Linked DNA regions of Homo sapiens: region 2 is linked to region 1. A link is a contact called in ENCODE Hi-C or POLR2A ChIA-PET data. All regions are on one chromosome and are shown on one strand. The core of a region is the stretch at or near the end of the contact, and the rest is flanking DNA. Distances in the headings are between cores, read along the strand shown.

Evidence for each region. A loop is a pair of places that touch in the nucleus more often than their neighbours do. ChIA-PET counts read pairs that join two places held with the same protein, here RNA polymerase II (POLR2A). Pooled maps may share reads with other maps.
Region 2: a map of naive thymus-derived CD4-positive, alpha-beta T cell shows a loop between it and region 1 (7-fold over the local background). The contact joins the enhancer-like site here to the promoter of MECP2 in region 1. A Hi-C loop is called at or near these places in 2 of 168 maps with a recorded cell type or tissue (CD4-positive, alpha-beta memory T cell and naive thymus-derived CD4-positive, alpha-beta T cell) and 7 of 50 pooled maps. POLR2A ChIA-PET finds 5 or more read pairs at or near these places in 6 of 52 experiments (B cell, BJ, OCI-LY7 and 2 more).

Annotation. Positions count from the first base shown.
Region 1 is chrX:154,096,436-154,099,694 of GRCh38, reverse strand. It overlaps MECP2 (methyl-CpG binding protein 2), which reads left to right and starts at 1,978. Exons shown (of 3, transcript NM_001110792.2): 1 at 1,978-2,091. The coding sequence starts at 2,030. RefSeq lists silencers at 1,693-2,052, 2,138-2,376, 2,353-2,412, 2,473-2,552 and an enhancer at 2,873-2,962.
Region 2 is chrX:154,306,621-154,309,933 of GRCh38, reverse strand. TKTL1 (transketolase like 1) reads right to left here. Exons shown (of 13, transcript NM_012253.4): 3 at 492-589. Among named protein-coding and RNA genes, the nearest start is that of TKTL1, 12 kb to the right of the region's middle. Within about 2 kb of position 1,398, at least 2 of the 41 ENCODE cell types and tissues checked have a DNase peak (open chromatin) inside an H3K27ac peak, as active enhancers do.

The DNA of each region.
Region 1 (3,259 bases), core at 729-3,228:
TGCCCTACATCCAATCCTTTTGTTCAGTTCTGAAAACATATCTTGAATCTCACAACTTCTCAGAGCTGCACTGCTGCCACCCTAGTTAAAGCTACCATCAACTCTTTCTCCTAGACTGTTCCAGGGCCTTGCAACTAGCCTTGTGCTGTAGTTTTGTTTCATCACGTCCAGTTCTCCACTCTACACCTGCAACATAGATCAGACAGCTCCTGGCTCAAAATCCTCTGAGGGCTTCTCATCTTAGAATAAACTCTCGGTTCTGGCCGGGTGCGGTGGCTTACGCCTGTAGTCCCAGCACTTTGGGAGTCCGAGGCGGGCGGATCACTTGAACTCAGGAGTTTGAGACCAGCCTGGGCAACATGGTGAACTCCCATCTCTATCAAAAATACAAAAACTTAGCCAGGCGTGGTGGTTCGCATCTGTGGTCCCAGCTACTTAGGACGCTGAGGAGGGAGGATCGCTTGAGCTCAGGGTGGACGTTGCAGTGAGCCAAGATTGCGCCACTGCACTGCAGCCTGGGTGACAGAATGAGACCCCATCCCCACCCCCCCCAAAAAAGAATGAACTCCCAGTTCTCATAGTGGCCCCAGCTGCCTTTCCAATCACATTCCCTACCACTCTCCAGCAACACTGACTTCCTCGTTAGTCCCCAACATGCCAGGCATAGTCTCTCCTCATGTCCTTTGAACTTGCCTGGAATGTTCTTTCCCCAGATATTCATATGAGGGAGTAAAATGAGGGTGAAAACCAGCAGATATCTAAATAGCACCCCCTTCACTTAGTTTATCTTTCTCAAAGCCCTTATCACTATGTGAAATGATATATTATACTTATTTGTATGCTAGTATGAATCTTCCCGGCAAGAATGTTAGTTTGCTGTCTGTTCAGTACCGTGCATCCAGAGCCTGGAAGAGTGCCTGGCACATAGCAGGTAGTCAATAAATGAATGGGGGCAAGCAGCCAAATCAGAATCAGGTTTTCTTGCTAAGCATAGAACTAACAGAAGGATCATTGAATGGATTGGATAATGACTGGCATCAGGGTAAGGTCCCCTTAACAAACACTCCTGTCCTGAACACCTGGTTAGCTAACAGTTTTCTCATACTCTTATTTTCCCAAAACACAATTGCTGGATCTCAGCTCCAAATCAACTCTTCTAGGAAAGTGAAAAATTGCTGGATCTCAGCTCCCAAATCATATCTTCCAGGCAGAGCTAACATTGCCCCTTATTCACACCTCCACCAAACCATCTGATCCAACAGTGACAGGTGTCACGAGGCCTTGGCATGCACTCTCTTCCCCCGCCAGAGTTCTGCGAAAGCCAGGGTTGCGATTTGTTGTCAGTTTATTCCCCGCCTCTATGAGAGTGTGAGCACTGGGCAGGCTCGGATGAAATAATGCATTGAGTAGGCCTCTGAAACCAAGGCCCCTCAGCTGGGGCAACGTCAGGCTCCAGGGTGGGCAACTTTGCTGCTTCTGCCGAAGATAGTGATATTGAGAAAATGTGGGTGCAATGAAACGCTTATTGCAGCGCACTCGGTGCATCTGTGGACAGAGGGTCAATCGCCCCTCAGAGCAGCGCAAACAGGCGTCCCAAGCCTAGGCCTTCACTTGCCCCAGCATCCGCAAGGGTCCATTAATCCTTAACATTCAAATTCCGCCCACTAAACCAGTCCCTCCGCGCCCAAGCCGCCTCTTTTCCCCAAACGACGGCCGAAAGCAGCCAATCAACAGCTGGAGGGGTCCGCCCCCTTTTCCCTGGCCGAAATGGACAGGAAATCTCGCCAATTGACGGCATCGCCGCTGAGACTCCCCCCTCCCCCGTCCTCCCCGTCCCAGCCCGGCCATCACAGCCAATGACGGGCGGGCTCGCAGCGGCGCCGAGGGCGGGGCGCGGGCGCGCAGGTGCAGCAGCGCGCGGGCCGGCCAAGAGGGCGGGGCGCGACGTCGGCCGTGCGGGGTCCCGGCGTCGGCGGCGCGCGCGCTCCCTCCTCTCGGAGAGAGGGCTGTGGTAAAAGCCGTCCGGAAAATGGCCGCCGCCGCCGCCGCCGCGCCGAGCGGAGGAGGAGGAGGAGGCGAGGAGGAGAGACTGTGAGTGGGACCGCCGTGGCCGCGGGCGGGGACCCTTGCCGGGGGGCGGGGGTCAGGGGCGGGACGTGGCGCGGGAGGGGCCCGCGGGGTCGGACGACACGGCTGGCGGATGGCGTCCCTCCTCTCTACCCTCCCCCTCCCGCCGCCGCCGGTGGCGACTCTCCCCTCGGCCCGTCACCCCTGCTCGCGGGTGACCGTCCTCGGCGCGGCCTCCCTGGAGCCGCCTTCGCCTGACGCCCCTCTTCCTCCCGCCCTCGACGCGCATCCCGGCCCCCGGCCCCGCGGGCGCCCCTGTCGCCGGGGCTTCGCCTGTCGGGGCTGCGCGCGCTCCTGCCCTTCTCGGGGCTTTGGGCCGCGGCGCCGTCGCGCGCCCGCGGCCCCGGCCTCTCCCTGGATCGCGCTCTCCCCCTCCCTCCCTCGCGCGCCCCCTCTCCCGTTACTCGGCCCCCCCACCGGCGCGCGTGCGCACTTCGCCTCCCGTCGGGAGAGTGCGCCACAAGGGCTCCTGAGCTCTCACCCCCATCTCTGGGCTTTGCCTCCCCCTCCTTCTCGCCCATTCCATGAATTTCTGCCCCCCGCTACCCCCCCGCGAGCGAGTAGGTCCACCGGCTCCTTTCCCCATCTAGCAGGAACAAGTAGGTGGGGATTATTATCCACAAAAGGGACTAGACATTGTGTTCTGGGTCCCACAACTCATCATAAAGAGGTGGTTATAGTTCCCATCAGGAGCCGTGGGTAGGGGACTGTGCGTCCAGCAGCACCCGAGGCTCTTCGGCGCCAGAGGCTCTAAGGTGCGAGCGTGTCCCCAGGGTGCTCAGAGGTTCTTTGGAGTGCTGTGGCCTCGGAATGTGAGCACCCTCCCATCCTACCCTCCCCTTCGCCGGCGATCTTCCAGTTACATAAGTGGAGTGGGACATAGTAGGTAACGGGCTCTCATCGCCCTGGAGCGCTCGGGATCACCGGTACCAGATGGGGCAAGTTCATCGCGACGCTGTGGCTCCTGTTAATTGTGCCTGAAAGGTTATCCTCTGTTCAGTTTGGTCATGACCGAATCACCCAAACTGAAACTCAGATGACTTTTATATGGCAGTGGCAATGTTTCTGTGGTTTTGCACTAAAGACTTAAGGTCATTATGAAGAGTGTAAAAGGATTGCTGTCGCAGGGGAG
Region 2 (3,313 bases), core at 149-2,648, 210 kb before region 1:
GCGAAACCCCATCTCTACCAAAAATACAAAAATTAGCTGGGCATGGTGGTGCATGCCTGTAATCCCAGCTACTCAGGAGGCTGAGGCAGGAGAATCACTTGAAACTGGGAGGCAGAGGTTGCAGTGAGCCGAGATCATGCCACTGCACTCCAGCCTGGCCACAGAGTGAGACTCAGTCTCAAAAACAAACCACACATCCCAGACCCCACTAAAGTGCTGGAAGTTTTAAAAAAGCTATCAACCCTAGGATAAGAATGGAAAGGCAACAGCAGCTGAAACCTTTCAACAGACCTGTGGGAGAGAAAGTGGGGCAGCCGCCCGAGGTGGGGAAAAGGCACAGGGAAGGCCTTCCAGAGGGGTCACCACGGGATGTGATGGGGACTGGCCCTTCAGGGCTCTCCACATCACGGAGATAGGTGGCTGCCCCCCGAGACTCTAGGAAGGGGATGTAGATGTAGGGCAGTTAAATGGCTTCTGGGGAAGAACCTCACCTGGCCCTGTCGAAGTACTTGCCAGTATATGCCATTCCACATGCAACTCCCAGTCCTTGTCCGAGCCATCCTGTTGCCACATCCACAAACGACAGTCTCTGTAAGAGAAGGGACCCAGTGAGCCCAGACGCAGCTGCAGGACATGGTATCAGGTGGACTCACGCACTGAGTGCAGGCTGCTCCTGTCAGCTCTGTAGCAGCGTCCCATCCGAACAGCCCCTCCCGCCCTGCTGGGTGAATTCCTCTTCCCCACACCCATATGCACCCCAAGCTTCCGATCAACGTTACAAGTGGAAAATGGGTCAAGCCCAGGGCTCAGCCTGGGCTGGAAACTCAGGTGACTAAGGTGACGAAGACATCCACTGTCCCTGCCCAGGGAGTCATAGGTAATCCATACAGTATGGCAAGGGTGGCTGGAGCTTTGGGAATAGAGACGGGGAGCCCAAGTACAAAGCAGAAAACGTAAAGTATGATTCTTGACATTTTCCCATGGCCCTTCCCGGTCATGCACAAATCACATGTTCAATCCTATGGAGGATATGGATTCTTAAAACAGAAACCAGAAAGAGAATACTCTGGTTCCCTGGTTTATAAAACTCAGGTCAACTGAGATCTTACACGTGCTCATCTAGAAGTGCCCACGCTAGAAATGAATCCCTTTCTACTAGCATCTACCCCACCCCCAACATCCTGTTTGCAGGCACAGGGTCATCACTATCCCAAGCAGAAAATGTGGCCCTCTGTGGGCCACAAGGTCATGCCAAAGAGCTGCTGCACTGACTGGAGAGGCCCAACTTGCAAGCATACTGAATTTACCCAACAGCTTCTGCAGCCACCATTTCGACCTGGTCTTAAACATCCCTTGCCTCTGTCACTGCAGTGGCCTCCCAGCCTCCCCCACAGCCATTCTCAATCTAGCCACAAGGGGGAGCCTGTTAAAACTGAAGTTGACTGATCACATCGCTCAACTTTCTAAGGTCTTCCGACCTCCCACCAAGTAGAGCTCAACTGTTTGCACCTGTCTGCCCACCCCAGCCCCCATCACCTCCATTTCTCCCTTCCACTGCTCTGGCACCCTGGCCTCCTTGCTGCTCCTTGAACACAGTGGGCATACACCTGCCTCAGGGCCTTAGCACTCATGGCACCCACTACCGGAGTGCTTGTGCGTGGATGTGGGCACAGCTCACTCTCCTGCCTCTTCCAAATCCCTGCTCAAGCGTCAGCACTGAGGTCTTTCTGGACCACTCTTTTTCAACCAGTGCCTCCTACCTCCTCCACTTTTACTTGATTCCAGATGCTTGGCCCCACCTGACACTCCATCTATTGACTTAAAAGTTTGTTTCCTGCCTGTCACCCTCCTCTGCTCAAACGTCAGCGCCATTCGAGCAGAGATGAGCGAGGTCATCACTACTGTAGATGGATGGATGGTATTTACGATTCTCTGATCTCCTGCTTCTTGCTTCCTACCCTCTGCTACTCTCTGGTTGCTCTTGACCTTCCCCGGAATTCTCTGCATGCTTTGTGCCCCCCAGAGACTCCCTTTTGGTTCTGCATTTCCAGCCCAGCAGAACTGCCCCACTCAACTCAAGTCTCTTTTGACTATGCCTCTAGCCACATCTCCCTCCCTATGGCACCCACCACACTCACGTAACAAGCTCTGGCTCCCAGTCGCCTTGCATGCCCTTGGAAGTCCTATAACATAATGGACCGAGCCTGGGCTCAGCAGTCAGACCAACTCTGCTTCCCTCTGGCTGTGAAGTGTGAGGCCAGTGGGCCCATCTCAAAGACTTTATGGGTGCAATGGAGACCAGAGCCCCCTTAGGTGACAGGAGGTCAAGGATAAAGTGAGGATAGATTGAGAAAATGGTGAGGCATCAGTATGATGCCCGTTATGGCAGAAGTGCTCCCACATGGGTGCTGTCTTTCTCAAGAACCCTTATGCTGCGGGGCAGACGATTCAGGGAGGTGAAAGGCTAGAATAAAGATCTGCTCTGCCTGGAGTATAGCTGTTTACCCCGTTCCCAGGCAAACCACAATGGACTATGCTTCATGTGTTTTCTCTTTTGTTCCAATTTCATCAGCCAGCTAAATCTGATGAACACACAAATTCTGGCAGCCGAACAGGGCCTGGTGTGCTGCTGCCCGATAGAAAGCCTCTTCATCCCCTAAGGCCAATGGCTCTGATAGCAGCTGTTATATGACAGTCTAGATTTTTCTTTTTTTTTGAGACAGGGTCTTGCTCTATCTCCCAAGGCTCAAGTGATCCTCCCACCTTAGCCTCCTGAGTAGCTGCAGGCACGCACCACCACGCCCAGCTAATTTTCGTATTTTTTGTAGACACTGGGGTCTTGCTATGTTGCCCAGGCTGGTCTCAAGAGATCCTCCTGCTGGAGCCCCCAAAGCACTGGTGTGAGCCACTGTACCCAGCCTTTCCTTATTTTAAACCAGAAATCTAAACACCCATATTGCGTTTATATATCTATTTTTTTTTCAATTTTCATTGTAAAGAGGGCTGGAAGCGGTGGCTTGTTGCCTGTAATCCCAGCACTTTGGGAGGCAGAGGTGGGCGCTTGGGCCCAGGAGTTTGAGGCCAGCCTGGGCAACATAGTGAGACCATGTCTCTACAAAAAATACAAAAATTAGCCGGTCGTAGTGGCACATGCCTGTAATGCCATCTACTCAAGAGGCTGAAATGGGAAGATCGCTTGAGGCCAGGAGGTCAGGGGTGCATTGAGCTGAGACCGAGCCACTGCACTCAAGCCTGGGCAAGAGCGAGACTCTACCTCCCCAAAAAAAGAACAAAAAAAGATGTAAAAAAAGTT